2 separate regions of the Homo sapiens genome follow, and region 1 is linked to region 2. A link is a contact called in ENCODE Hi-C or POLR2A ChIA-PET data. All regions are on one chromosome and are shown on one strand. The core of a region is the stretch at or near the end of the contact, and the rest is flanking DNA. Distances in the headings are between cores, read along the strand shown. Region 1 holds the start of EGLN3-AS1 (EGLN3 antisense RNA 1). Region 2 overlaps LOC102724945 (a long non-coding RNA gene).

Region 1 (6,927 bases), core at 3,082-5,581, 67 kb before region 2:
AGACTCAGGATTATGGTCAGATTTGTTTTTTTCCTCTAGATTCAGTAAGCCTTCTACACTTAAAAACTTTATCTGAAAATCCAAGCTGTGGCCATTGCAGGAAACAATAGCATAAAGTGTGCTCCATTTAAAGAAGAGGATAATTTGAACTAAGAGCCTTCAGTCCACTGAAAAGTGAGCTCTGGAGACTCTGGTAGGTGATGTGCAGATTGTCACGTGTGCTGGCCTCACACAGCTCTTTCTCACACCTCTGCCCTCCATGTGGCCTGTGGGCTGTCAGATGTGGCTCAGAACTTTGTTTGCCACACTTCATTTGAGCACAAAGTATAGGGCTTGGACAGGTGTTGGGGACTTCACGGTGGCTTCTGAAATGGTTTCCCAGAAAGGCAGTGACTCATCCCAGGAAACCCTTTTGTTTTCTTTCTGACCTTCCCCCAACTTCCTGCTCCACCTATCTGTGCATGAGTTTTCACATTCCTCACCAAGAGACAGCAGCTCACCTCTAACTTTAGTCAACAGTGGTGACTGGAGACAGTTCTGGGAGTAAGACAAGGACACCCCTTCTGACAGTAACGTCCATGAGGGTACTAGGTTTTTCCTCCATGTCTTGGCATCTCCCCTTTGAGGCATGTGTTAGTTTCCATTCCATGACCCTTAGAGAATCCCTTTTCCAACGTCCTTAATCAGAGTAGATTGGAACATTATAAAAGACACAGGTTTGGCTGGGCACGGTGGCTCACGCCTATAATCCCAGCACTTTGGGAGGCTGAGGCAGGAGGATCATGAGATCAGGAGATCAAGACCATCCTGGCCAACATGGTGAAACCCCATCTCTACTAAAAATACAAAAATTTATTTGTATTTTTGTGTGGTGTGGTGGCGTGTGTCTATAGTCCCAGCTACTTGGGAGGCTGAGGCAGGAGAATCACTTGAACCCGGGAGGTAAAGGTTGCAGTGAGCCGAGATAGCGCCACTGCACTCCAGCCTGGGGACTCCTCCGTCAAAACAAAACAAAACAAAAAACCCCCACAGGTTTGCCCTCTTAGCCCTTGCTTTAATGTGGGATTACTTTTGCACAACACAACTCTTTTTCTAGAAAATATACATCACTATATATTGAGTAACCGATATTCAATATTTTTGGATTGATGTGAGCTAACTGGAGAGGAGGTTTGTAGTTGCTGACCCACTGTGCTTCAGACATAGCCAAGAAGTTCGAGGCTAGCCTGGGCAACATAGTGAGACCTCATCTATACAAAAAAATAAAAAACATTAGCTGGGTGTGGTGGGACACGCCTATAGTCCCAGCCAGTTGGGAGGCTGAGGTTGGAGAATCTCAGCTGAGGTCTTCAATAGATATATATTGGCATGAATTATACAATTCAAATTCCTGTATGTTAAAAGGGATCTTAAAGATCACCCAGTGCTCCTTTTCCATTTGGAAGACAAGGATCCTGAGGTCTAAAGAAATTGCTTTCTCATGGCTGCCCAGCCATGTCCTTGGCCTTATTGGTCCTGGCCCTTCTAAGGCTACTACTCACACCTGCCTGTGTGCTGCTCTCCCGTTGAACTCCAGTCCCTCCTATCTGCACTTCTTCACTCTGCACCTCAGGGTATAGTTCTCAGGCTGCAAAAACCCCTTGGCAAAGTCCTACCCTTCCTTTGCCACTGGCTTCCCTGAAGCCCCCTCCCTGGTTCTAGGCTTCTCTCTAGACTGCAGGCAAATTCAGATTGGTGATTTTGGTTTCCTTCTGCTGAGAATCCATGACTTCCCATGAAGGATATGTTTCAAAATAATTCTTGAAAACTCGAATAGGAAAATGCTCACTAAAGAAATTTTGAAGAAGACACAAAAAGGTGATGTTTAGCTTTTCTGGTATTTCTTTGGGCATTTCTCCACTAGATCCCCTTCCTCCTAAGCAATAGGTTGTTTGTATTTTTTATTATAATCCTCACCTTACTCATTCAATTTTGTGTCCTGCTATTTTCCCTTTGTGCTCTTTTAGTGTAACTTTATGACAGATGGATTGGGAACAAACACACTTTTTAAAAGGAAACTTCTGTAGACTACTGCCACCTATTTATAAAAATAGGTTCTAGGCTGGGTGTGTCTGTAATCCCAGCACTTTAGGAGGCCAAGGCAGGAGGATCACTTGAGGCCAGGAGTTCAAGCCTAGCCTGGGCAACATAGGGAGACTCCATCTCTATAGACAAAAATTTTAAAATATTAGCTAGGAGTGGTGGCACACACCTGTGGTCCCAACTACTCAGGAGGCTGAGGTGGGAGGATCACTTGAATCTGGGAGGTCAAAGCTGCAGTGAGCTGTGATCACGCCACTGCACCCTAGCTTGGGCGACAGAGTGAGACCTTGTCTTAAAAAAAGAAAAAAACAAAAAAAAGGAAAATAGGTTTCTTTACTTTTTGGTAGTGCAAACAACAATGTGCACATTCAAGGCTAGTGTTTGGAGACAGGAGCCATGCTCCATATGCCTCTACATCTTCCAGTCTTCCCCACCGCTCCTTTGGGGGAGTTGGGGGTTGCATTCTCTGTTATTGCCAATGGGGCCTGTGTTTTCTAATAGTCTATGAGTCAGAATCCTTCCTCTGTCACCATATCCATATTCAATCCTGTCTTCTAGTCTCCATGATGGGAACTTGAGAGCCTCAGCACCATCTTGACCTGTCTGTCATCTCTTTGATCTCTCATTTACTGTCAGTCTGTTGTAAAACTCTGCAGCCTTGATACCTGCATACCCCATAACTCTGTGAAAGCAGGAACCGAGTCTTCCCATAAGCCTTAGATCTGTCTCTTTATCCCCAGTGTGATGTCAAGCATAGAGAAGACACTGATACATGTATGGTGACTGAATGAATGAATGCACGAATGAATGATATAATTGCAGTGCAGAGTAGTCTTCCCTTCTAGTGATTCCAAAAGCAAAATCAAGACTGGAATAGTAACATTCTCTTCAGTGCATTTACTACCACAAGTGCAGAAACAAACAATAGGAAACTGAGAATCAGAATGGGTTGAGATTTACCTTGGATGCAAATGATGGTTTCTGGTTTCTCAAGCCTCTTTCTCTCTCCTCACAGCCCACAGTCCCTGGGAATTACAAAATTCTTTTTATCATTAAAGAATATTAAATGGCTATTTTTTCTTTAATTAACTGTCCTTAATTTTGAGACCAAAGAAAAGGTTTATTTCCCAAGATAGCAGCAGCAAGCTCTGCTCTAAGGGAAAGCCCACATTTTTTATAAACTTTCCTTAACACCTCAAAATTTTAGTCCCAGGGTAACCTTGCTTGAGATGTAAAATTGCTATAAGTGAAAAACTACTTACTCAGCAATATAAAAGAATGAACAATTGATACATACCACAACATGAATGATTCTCAAAATAATTATGTTGAATTAAAGAAGCCAGACCCCCCCCATCCTCAAAAAGCATATATACTGCATGTTTCCATTTATATAAAATTATAGAAAATGCAAACAAATATATAATGAAAGAAAGGAGGTCAGTGCTTATCTTGTGGGTAGGGAAGGAAGAGCAGGGAGGCAGGGATGATAAAGGGGCACTGGGAAACTTTTTGGTGGTGATGGATGTGCCGGTGATGGTTGATTGTTGTGATGGTTTTGTAGGTGTGTGCCTGTGTCAACGCATATTAAATTTTATATTGTAAACACATGAAGTGTATTGGATGCCAATTATATGCCAATAAAGCTATTTTAAAAATTGCTTCTGGTGGAATAGAGTCTTAGTTTAGGCTGCTATAACAAACCACTATGGACTGGGTAGCTTCAATAACAGAAATTTATCTCTCACAATTCTGGAGGCTCAGAAGTCAGCAGATCCAGTGTCTAGTGAGGGCCCTCTTCCTGGATTAGAAATAGCCATCTTCTCTTTGTATCCCCACATGGCAGAAACCAGAGAGAGAGCATCTCTGTCATGTCTTTTCTTATAAGGGCTCTAATCCCATTCAAGAGGGCTCCACCATAATGATATAAAAACTTCTGGAGGCCCCACCTCCAAATACCATGACATTGGGGATTTAGGTTTCAACTTATAAATTTGGTGAGGGAGACACAAATATTCAGTCCATAGCAGAGTCCTGCCCATCACCCTATATGTCCTACCTCATTTTCCAGCTTCCCGCCACTAAAGGATGATCATCCCCGATTTTGTTCCTCAAGTACAATCGGTCTTTTGCCATGGTAGACGCTGAGATTTAATTGCTTCCTCTGGAAGTACAGAAACTATTTTAACCGGGCTACTGTTCCCTCCTGGTTAATTCCCTGAGCCTCCTGAGTGCTGCAGACAAGTTTGTCCTCTTTTTCTATTTCACACCATTTTAAGGGTTGCCTCCCTCACAGTCCAGTGGCATGTTTTGGATAGACAGCAGCCGATTGGGCACCTGTATTACTGTCTGTCTGGGCCATGACTCACCAGCCCCAATGATAACAATCCTTAGACCTTTGACATGTTTTCAGGATGCTTTTCAAAATACCTATTGGTTCCACAAAGGAAGCCCTGAGACAGTGAGTGACCCACCAGTGTTTGCCTCTTCTTCTCTTGTGTATTTCTTTCATTACTCTCCAAGGTGCTTTAATATTAGGTAGTTCCAGATCAGCAGTAAGAAATGCAAACAAATACCCTCCTCAGAAGTTCAGCATTATTTTACTGTCTTTGAAATATTTTCAGAACTTAAGGGAGAATCAGGAATGAGTCCCTGGAATTATATAGATGTGGGACATCATTGACCAGCTGAGGTAATGACTGTTCTTCCATCTTGCAGAAACAACAGGTCAAGGCTCTGAGTGGTTAAGTAAATAGCTAAGACCTTGAGCTAGAGCAGGGAGACTCAAACCCGTGCTGGTTTGTGGACAAGGGAAGAAATGGAGAGCAATTGTTTAGAAACGTTCATAGCAATATGATGGAATAGTTTTATGACATAATAACAAAAAAGTTGAGCTTGTATTTTATATGCCTGTTATTTTTAACTCTTTTCTAATAATTCATTTTTGTTTATTCTACAAAATTGAGGATTCATAGTAGATTGGAAATTTTAGAAAAAATCAGCGGGCCCTTTATCACAGATTTCTTGAGAAGCACTCAACTAATTTCATGGTCTCTGCAGGGCGGTTCTGGGTGCCTTCCTTCCAGTGAAGATCATGAGTACCTTCCTTCCAATGGAGATGATGGGTGAACTGTGGAGAGATGGAGACAGTGCCAGGGAGGAGGATGTCCCCTTCATCTCTGGTTCCTTTTCCTTTTCCTCCACATGCATCCCTGGAGAAGCACTCCACCAATAGCAAGCAGAGTTGAGACTAGAATAGAGGAGAATGCAGTTAGAGAAGGGCTTGGAAATGGCAAGGTTGGCAGGAAAAGCTTTGTGGTTATCACCTAGCATGCTGACTTAGGCAAATGCCCTGTACTCTGGACCTCAGGAGCAGGTGGAGGAAGCAGCTGAGAAATATCTCACTAGTTTGGAATGAAGCTGGAATTGTGAGTTCCACTATGTTTAAGACGCTCGTATAACCTAAGAGGAGGGAAAAAAAGGCTGCCTGTCATCACCCTGTAGTGTGAGGCTAGACATCGACATATTCCGACGGAGTCACTGATCAGAGGAACTTCCCTTTAAAAACATGGAGGGATCAGCACACTGCACAGGTACATTGTAGTGAAAAGAGATGGGATCAGAAAAGGGCTGAGCCTAAGATGGCCTCATTATCTGTCTTAAAATGGGGAGATCCAAGCAGCTGAAAGGCATCAGGAAGATGTCACCATCTCATTTCACAGCTGTCTCTGCTGGTCCCTGTTTGCTTTTGTTTCAGTAAATCGTAGTGTGAAGTAATGTTCATGTTCCCAGGGGACATGGAACAGCCTACTGCCCTGCTTGCCTTTGAAGCAGTTAGCTGACAACACCTTCACTATCACATCTTCTGGAGAGGTGGCAGAAAGAGATGATGCCTTCCTTTTGTTGACTTTCATACATGATTATATGTCTGGACACTCTTACTGACATCAATGTGCTTGTTGACTGGGAGGACAGGATCAGGTTGAGTGGGTTCAGGCTTTTTACTATGAGAAAAGCTTTTGCTCTTTACTTCGGGAAATGAAGGAAACACCCAGCCCTCTTGCTTGTTTGTTAAATTAAAGGGTGACTTCTGCATCGTAAACTGCCCTGGAATATATCTTGGTTTTGACTTGGGTAATGATGCACACATGCCTCAGTGTGCCTGCCCTGTGGCCTTATTATTATTTAGTCTGACATGTTGGGATTTGGGAGAGGGTTGAGATTAGAGCTTAGGGCTTATGTTGGTTAGCACCATCATGGGAGGAAGGGCCTGCAGCATGGTGAGCTACAGTCAAAGAGAAGCAGAATTGGAAACTCAGCTACCTTTCCCTCTTGTGCTAAACCCAAGTTTGTGACAATGCAGTCAGAATTAGTTACTTTCGGGGAGGATTTGCAATATCTGGACCCAACTGCAGTAGCAGTAAAGAGATTGACAAAGGAGGGCAAGCATAACATGTAAACTATTCCCAATGAATGGTTTAGAAACTCGTAAAGCCAAACTGGCACTTTCTAGGGATGAAGTGACGGACCTACCGCGACTAGGGAGACCAGGCTGTGGTTCTAGGTGTTTAGCTCTCCCAGTTTGTCTGTCCTGAAATAGCCAGAAACAAAATTCAACCCAGTGTCACTGCTCCCCAAAATTTACAATCTTATTGGCTAATAAGACTGGCCCAGCATGAAACAATGGTAATAAGTGCAGATTGTGGCCAAGATGACAGGTAATAGAGTTGTGTCAAAATACAGGGGCTGACGTGGGTCAGAGGAGACAGGGAAGGCTCCTGGGAAAGTTGGACTTGAATTGGCACTGAGTCCTTCCCTCGTTTGGATTCAGATGGGGTTTGAGTC
Region 2 (6,756 bases), core at 3,835-6,334:
TAGCTGAGATTACAGGCACGTACCACCATGACCAGCTAATTTTTGTATTTTTAGTAGAGATGGGGTTTCACTATGTTGGCCAGGATGGTCTCAAGCTCCTGACCTCAAGTGATCCGTGCTCCCCGGCCTCCTGAAGTGTTGGGATTACAGGCATGAGCCACCAAACCTGGCCTATCCCTCAGTTTTCACAAGATGAAAGTCCAGAGCTGTCCCTAAGAGTTTGGCAAGTTATTTTCTTGTGGTTAATGCTGATTCCAGGTGCCTGATTTCAATTGTGCCATTCTGTAGCACATCAATCCAGATGTAAAACTTATCTCCAATTTTGATTTTCAAAAAAAGCACTAGAGTGGGAGGGAACAAAGCAAAGGAGACAAGCAGCTGTTAACGTCGAAGGAAAGAAACAAAACAAAACAAAACAGTTTCATGGAGCGCTAGGTGGAAAGACTTCCAGCCAGCCTCACTCAGAGACAGTGGGAGTGGAGCCTTCCTCTCTCTATCTTGCTAAATGCCCACTTCACTCATCTTCCTCTGCAAGCCTTGTTCCCACTTTAGGCTGGTACAAAAGTAATTGTGGTTTTTGTCATTACTTTCAATAGCAAAAACCAGAATTGCTTTTGCACCAACCTAAATAGTGGTTGGTGCAAAAATATGTTCAAAAGAACACACATTATTCTCCTTATCCCTTACATAGCACTTTAGCATTGGTTTACACCCATGCTCTTGGGGTCTTACCATACCTACAGTACTACAAAGTATTCCATATTCTTTCCCTAAATACAATTCTGCTGCCATCAGTATTATATTGTTACACTTGAAAAGCTGCGTGTTCCCTATTAATTAAGTCTGGATGTTCCTTAGTAAATAAGTCTGTCAAAAACCCTCAGAATGGATTCTAGTACTGGATGTAGCAGGGGATAGGAGGGGCGGGGGACTTGGATTAGGGAATCTTCTACTTTCCCTTCTACTTCAAAACTCTTTGACTCTACCCTTTGTTAAGTAGGTATTTTTCAGCATTATTTAAAAATCAGATAATAAAAGTATCCAAAAATAAAAAGAACTTCTATAATATCCAAGATAATATAGAAATTCAAATAGTTCACCCAAAAAAAGTACCAGTATTTACACTCGGCATACATCATTTGAAATTTCAGATTCATACAGTATTTATTTTACTTGTTTTATGAAAACAGGATTGAAATGTGCTGCTTTCCACGTGTGCAGGTTTGTTGCAAGGGTATATTTAGTGATGCTGAGGTTTGGGCTTCTATTTGATCCTGTCACCAAAATAGTGAACACAGCACCCAGTGGGAAGTTTTTCAGCCCTTGCGCCACTCCTTTTGGAGTCCCTAAGTGTCTGTTGTTCCCATTTTTTAATGTCTGTGTGCACCAAAGATTATCTCCCACTTATAAGTGAGAACACGCATCATCATTTTTAATAGCTTCACATTATATTGCTGGGCGCAGTGGCTCACGCCTGGAATCCCAGCACTTTGGGAGGCTGAGGCGGGTGGATCACGAGGTCAGGAGATCGAGACCATCCTGGCTAACACGGTGAAACCCCGTCTCTACTAAAAATACAAAAACAAAATTAGCTGGGCGTGGTGGCGGGAGCCTGTAGTCCCAGCTACTTCGGAGGCTGAGGCTGGAGAAAATGGTGTGAACCCAGGAGATGGAGCTTGCAGTGAGCTGAGATCGTGCCACTGCACTCCAGTCATCTGGGCGACAGAGTGAGACTCCGTCTCAAAAAAAAAGAAAACAAATAAAATATATGATCGAAGATATGATTCAACTAGGTTTCTTTTTATTCTTACCATTTATTCTTACAATTTGACTTTCAAGAAAACCAAGGCAGAAATTTTAAAAAGAAAGATGTACTGATTATGGATTGGGATCCAAATCACAGAATATGTTAACATAAGAATATTTTATTCTACACTATTCAAATATGCCATAATATATTCACCCAAAGCAATAAATCCTATGCTGCACAAGCAAATTACAAACAAATGATAGAAGCTGAAGTTTTCCTCTCAAAAGAGGCTAAAGAACAGATAATTTAGAAAGAACAGATTTTATTGGAACGTCAATAGTTTTCATGACACAGATACTTAAACTACTCATTTCAACATACCCATATGAAGAAAATTATGAAAAGGTTTTTTTTTTTTTTAAGAAAAGATAATTTGACAGATGGAGTCTTTTTATGGGATCAGTAGAAGTGATAAAATTGAATAAATTACCAAGATTTTATCTCCGTTTCTGTAATTCTCCCTAAAGATTTAGAGATGGCAGATTGAATCAAATGGAAAATAAATTTGCAAGTTTATAACATTTCTAAAACAGGAATTAGACACAAACTTCTGACTCTTTTCATGAGTGGTTTGCCTTGAGGAAACCTGCTCTTATGGGATTCCACATTTCCTAAGTATCAAGGTTCATCAAATGGACATGCACCACATAAGTTACACAAATGTAGGTTCTGTGAATGGTTTACTGTTTATTATTACCATGGTCAAAGAACAAATAAAAACAATTGTAAACTAAAAAACATTTGGAGCAACTCAAAATCTAGTTGCTCCAAATGATTCGTTTATGATCAGGCTAGATTAGATTGAAAATAAAATCAAGCCATGGCCTTTTGGTTCACAACATAAATGACTTATGCTTCTGGAGTTGTGTGATCTTATCACAGAGACAGAAGTTGTGCAGACTTCTAGGAGAAGGTGCAGAAAGACACTGCTAGGATGTTTTATGGACAGAACATATGTATATTACTTTAAGAAAAGCACCAGCAGACCAGATGTATCTCCTTCTACAGAATCCTAGCATTGCTTGAAAATTCAGCAGCTCTTTCCTAGACCATAAAACGAATGAGAAAAGGCAGTGGAAAGTAAAGTTTTCATAGAACCATAGGAGACAGTGTCTGGGAGAATCTGTAAAATCCTGTGTCCTTCAGTAGGAGAGGATCCCGAGACCCAGAGAGGGGAAGTGATTTGCTCCAAGTCTCACACACTCACCAACTGACAGTCAGAACTGGGGTCCTGTTGGCAAATAGTGAATAAAAAAAGTTTTAAATTCAAAGCCTCAGAAAGCAGAAAAGTAGAAAGTTTTGGCTGGGTGCAGTGGCTCACACCTGTAATCCCAGCACTTTGGGAGGCTGAGGCGTGTGGATCACCTAAGGTCAGGAGTTCGAGACCAGCCTGACCAACATGGAGTGGTTACCCTGTCTCTACTAAAAATACAAAAAAAATTTAGCCAGGTGTGGTGGCGCATCCCTGTAATCCCAGCTACTTGGGAGGCTGAGGCAGGAGAATCACTTGAACCCAGGAGGCAGAGGTTGCAGTGAGCCGAGATTGTGCCATTGCACTCCAGCCTGGGCAACGAGCAAAACTCTGTCTCAAAAAAAAAAAAAAAAAAAAAAAAAAAAAAAAAAAAAAGAAAAGAAAAGAAAAGAGAAAGAAAGTAGAAACTTTTTCAAGGGCCTAGCATAAGTCAAATCTCTACTGGCTTTTCATACTCTAAATTCAGGATTTACACAGGAAATATTCACTATGTTCTGTATTTTTTTCTTTTTGTTTGACCTTGTTCTATAATAACAATTTTGTAGTTGTTTTTTAATGTACCCATTGATAAGAAGAATATATGGTAAGCAAGGAGTAAAATGAATTAGCTGTCATGTGGAATGGATTTTCAGATTTTTTTAAAAAGCATAAAATCAACTCCTGTTCATTGCTATTTTGGGCTGCTTACCCCTCCTCCCCATTTGCTAATGTTTTCCTTTGCTTGTGTATGCAAAAAATTGTAAAACATAAACAGTGAGCAAATCATAAAATGTAGGCTTCTTTATGTTTGTATATCTAATTGTACTAAATGTGTTTGAGGCAGGACAACTCCCATCTCCCACAAAATCCAGGGTGGATTTTTAAAAAGCATTTTAGGACTTGTTTTTTTATTGGGCATCTCCCAGTTTTTAAGGTGTTTCTATGCTAGAAATCTCATGGATGTTTTCTTTATTTTCATGCCTCCTTGTACCCTCTGTATTGCAACCTGCCTTAGTGATTCCATCCATAACTGTGGCTTTAACTTATCTGTAGGGAAGGCTTCCAACTCAGTTTCCTATCCTGATTCCTCAGGGCATTCTTTACCCTCACTTTTCCTAGATCTCAACTGTTGAGAGGAAACCATACTGTCTGTCATTAGCAATTTTGCAAAAACAGCCTGTGAATGCATATTAGCATCACCTGATTACTGAGCGCCCAGAGGCTCCGTCTCTCTGTACCCGGATACAACACAGGAGGGAAATGATGTGGTTCCTGTCCTCAGAAACTCCTGGTCAAAGAAGGTTCCTGTGTCAGGTATGTGCAAGATGTGAAAGCCATAGACATAAACAGGTGTCACTGAAAATAGAAAGATATTTCCATGTAAACAGTGTATAAACTTGGCCTTTAGAGGTATCGGTGGAGCCAAGAAGAAACCGTTGGCAGTACTATCACACGAGGGAGGATAATAGAAAGAAAGAAAGTATATTTAAGACGAGAAATTGAGGGCCGGGCGCGGTGGCTCACGCCTGTAATCCCAACACTTCGGGAGGCCGAGGCAGGGGGATCACGAGGTCGGGAGATTGAGACCATCCTGGCTAACACGGTGAAACCCCGTCTCTACTAAAAATACAAAAATTTAGCTGGGCGTGGTGGCGGGCGCCTGTAGTCCCAGCTACCTCGGAGGCTGAGGCAGGAGAATGGCGTGAACCCAGGAGGTGGAGCTTAGAGTGAGCGGAGATCGCGCCACCTCACTCCAGCCTGCGCGACAGAACGAGACTCCGTCTCAAAAAAAAAAAAAAAAAAGAAGAGAAAATGAGAGAAACCATAAGGAAAGACAAATGCAGGGGCATACACACCGCAGAAAATCTCAGAATCTTGTTAAGCTTAGACTGGAGATAAATGTCAACTAGTCAAACCCCCATCTAACGCTTGAGTTCCTCTACAGTGTTTCCACCCAGCTGTGTTTTACACTTCTGCCTGAGAAGTTTCAGGGACAGGAAAGCAGCTGACAAATACCCCTGGAGCCCGCTGCACACTGGACTGTGATAATTATTGGAATGTTCGTCTAATAGTTAAATAGAACCTAAAATTGCCTTCACATCATTTTTTTTTCCCCATTGATTTTGGTTTCTCTCTGGGGCCCAAAAGCTAGCCCATGTCTGTCCCTGGCTTCCAAACCTCCCTACCTGGGCCTGGTGTGACTCGCTGCTTCCTGGTGTGCCATTGTATATTGTGTTCTCCAGGGCTTCTTTCAGTTCCCCAAAGACACCGAGCACATTCTTGCCCCAGAGCCTCCTGACTACAGCACTTGTCTCCTGCCTGTGGCATGAAATTTAGGTTTTCACTCAAATGCTACCTTTTCAGAGGAGCCTTCACTGACCACCAAAGCTAAAATAGCCCATTCCTGGAATGCTAAATTTAATGACATTTAAAAAATATATTTATGGCAAAGGCCATATAAGCCAGCTCAAAAGACCAACAAAAGACTGGGGAAAATACTTGAAACTCACATAATAGGCAAAGGACTAAATTCCCTAAAATATAAAGGATTTCTACAAATCAGTAAGAAAAAATTCAATAACCCAATAGAAAAAAAAACTGGCAAAGGATATGAACGGATCATCAAAACAATAACAACAAGAAGAACCTTACGTATGCGGCTCAGATATGTGAAAAAGTGCTCAGACTCACTGATGGTGAAAAAAAAGGAGAGAGAAATAATTTTTTTTAACTTGTCAAAGTGACAAAGATAAAACAATATTGATAATAACGTTGTATCAGCAAGGGTGTGGAAAACAGATTCCCTCATATTATACTGGTGGGACTATAACCTGGAACAATTTCTATAGAGAGTGATTTAGTAATATTTACCAAAATTAGAAATGCGCAAACCCTTTAACCCAGTGATTTCACTTCTACAATTTGCCTTTCAGATATGCTCCTAAGTATGGGAATTGATATATGTACAAAAGTACTCATGGCAACCTTGGATAGAGAATAATAGCAAGAGACTGGAAACAATATACAGATCTATCAATGGGGGTGGGCAAGTAAATTACAGTGTATTTACACAATGAAACATCACGCCATTACTAAAATGAATGATGCAGATCTGTATGTGGCCCCGGAGTGCTCTGAATGAGTTTTATGTTGACTATAGGCATTTATATTCTCTATTTTGTATTTATCTTCTCTTTAAATTTTAATTTTTAAAGTTTTTTTAAGTTTTTAACTTTTGTGGGTAAATAGTACGCAATGGAGTACTATTCAGCCATAAAGAAGAATGAGATCCTATCATTTGCAACAACATGGATGGAACTGGAAGTCATTAAGTATGTAGATGTATATATTTACAGGGTACATAAGATATTTTGATATAGTCACACAATGTATAATAATAACATCAGGGCAAATGGGGTATCCATCACCCCAAGCATTTATACTTTCTTTGTGTTACGAACAATTGTAGTCTTTTAGCTATTTTTAAATCTACAATAAGCTACTGTTGACTGCAGTCACCCTGTTGTGCTATGAAATTACTAGCTCTTGTTCATTCATCTAACTATGTTTTTGTACTCACTAACCATTCTGACTCTCCCTACCCCACTCTACTCTCTATGAGTTCAATTGTTTTTTAATTTTTTTTTTTTTTAGCTCCCACGAATAAGTGAGAACATAAAAAGTTTGTCATTCTGGGCCTGGCTTATTTCACTTA

Evidence for each region. A loop is a pair of places that touch in the nucleus more often than their neighbours do. ChIA-PET counts read pairs that join two places held with the same protein, here RNA polymerase II (POLR2A). Pooled maps may share reads with other maps.
Region 1: a map of vagina shows a loop between it and region 2 (2.0-fold over the local background). The contact joins the promoter of EGLN3-AS1 here to the enhancer-like site in region 2. A Hi-C loop is called at or near these places in 3 of 168 maps with a recorded cell type or tissue (K562, heart right ventricle and vagina), 14 of 37 single-sample maps with no recorded cell type and 4 of 50 pooled maps. POLR2A ChIA-PET finds 5 or more read pairs at or near these places in 4 of 52 experiments (GM12878, HepG2, PC-9 and 1 more).

The regions. Positions count from the first base shown.
Region 1 is chr14:34,037,385-34,044,311 of GRCh38, reverse strand. It overlaps EGLN3-AS1 (EGLN3 antisense RNA 1), which reads right to left and starts at 4,331. Exons shown (of 3, transcript NR_184209.1): 1 at 4,142-4,331; 2 at 3,043-3,107. All of the region lies in intron 5 of LOC102724945 (a long non-coding RNA gene), which reads left to right. RefSeq lists enhancers at 255-549, 150-549, 1-876 and a silencer at 1,395-1,689.
Region 2 is chr14:33,971,184-33,977,939 of GRCh38, reverse strand. LOC102724945 (a long non-coding RNA gene) reads left to right here. Exons shown (of 9, transcript XR_001750942.2): 8 at 4,161-4,355. Among named protein-coding and RNA genes, the nearest start is that of EGLN3, 23 kb to the right of the region's middle. RefSeq lists an enhancer at 4,948-5,267. Within about 2 kb of position 5,084, at least 2 of the 41 ENCODE cell types and tissues checked have a DNase peak (open chromatin) inside an H3K27ac peak, as active enhancers do; they include GM12878, where a contact is called at or near this core.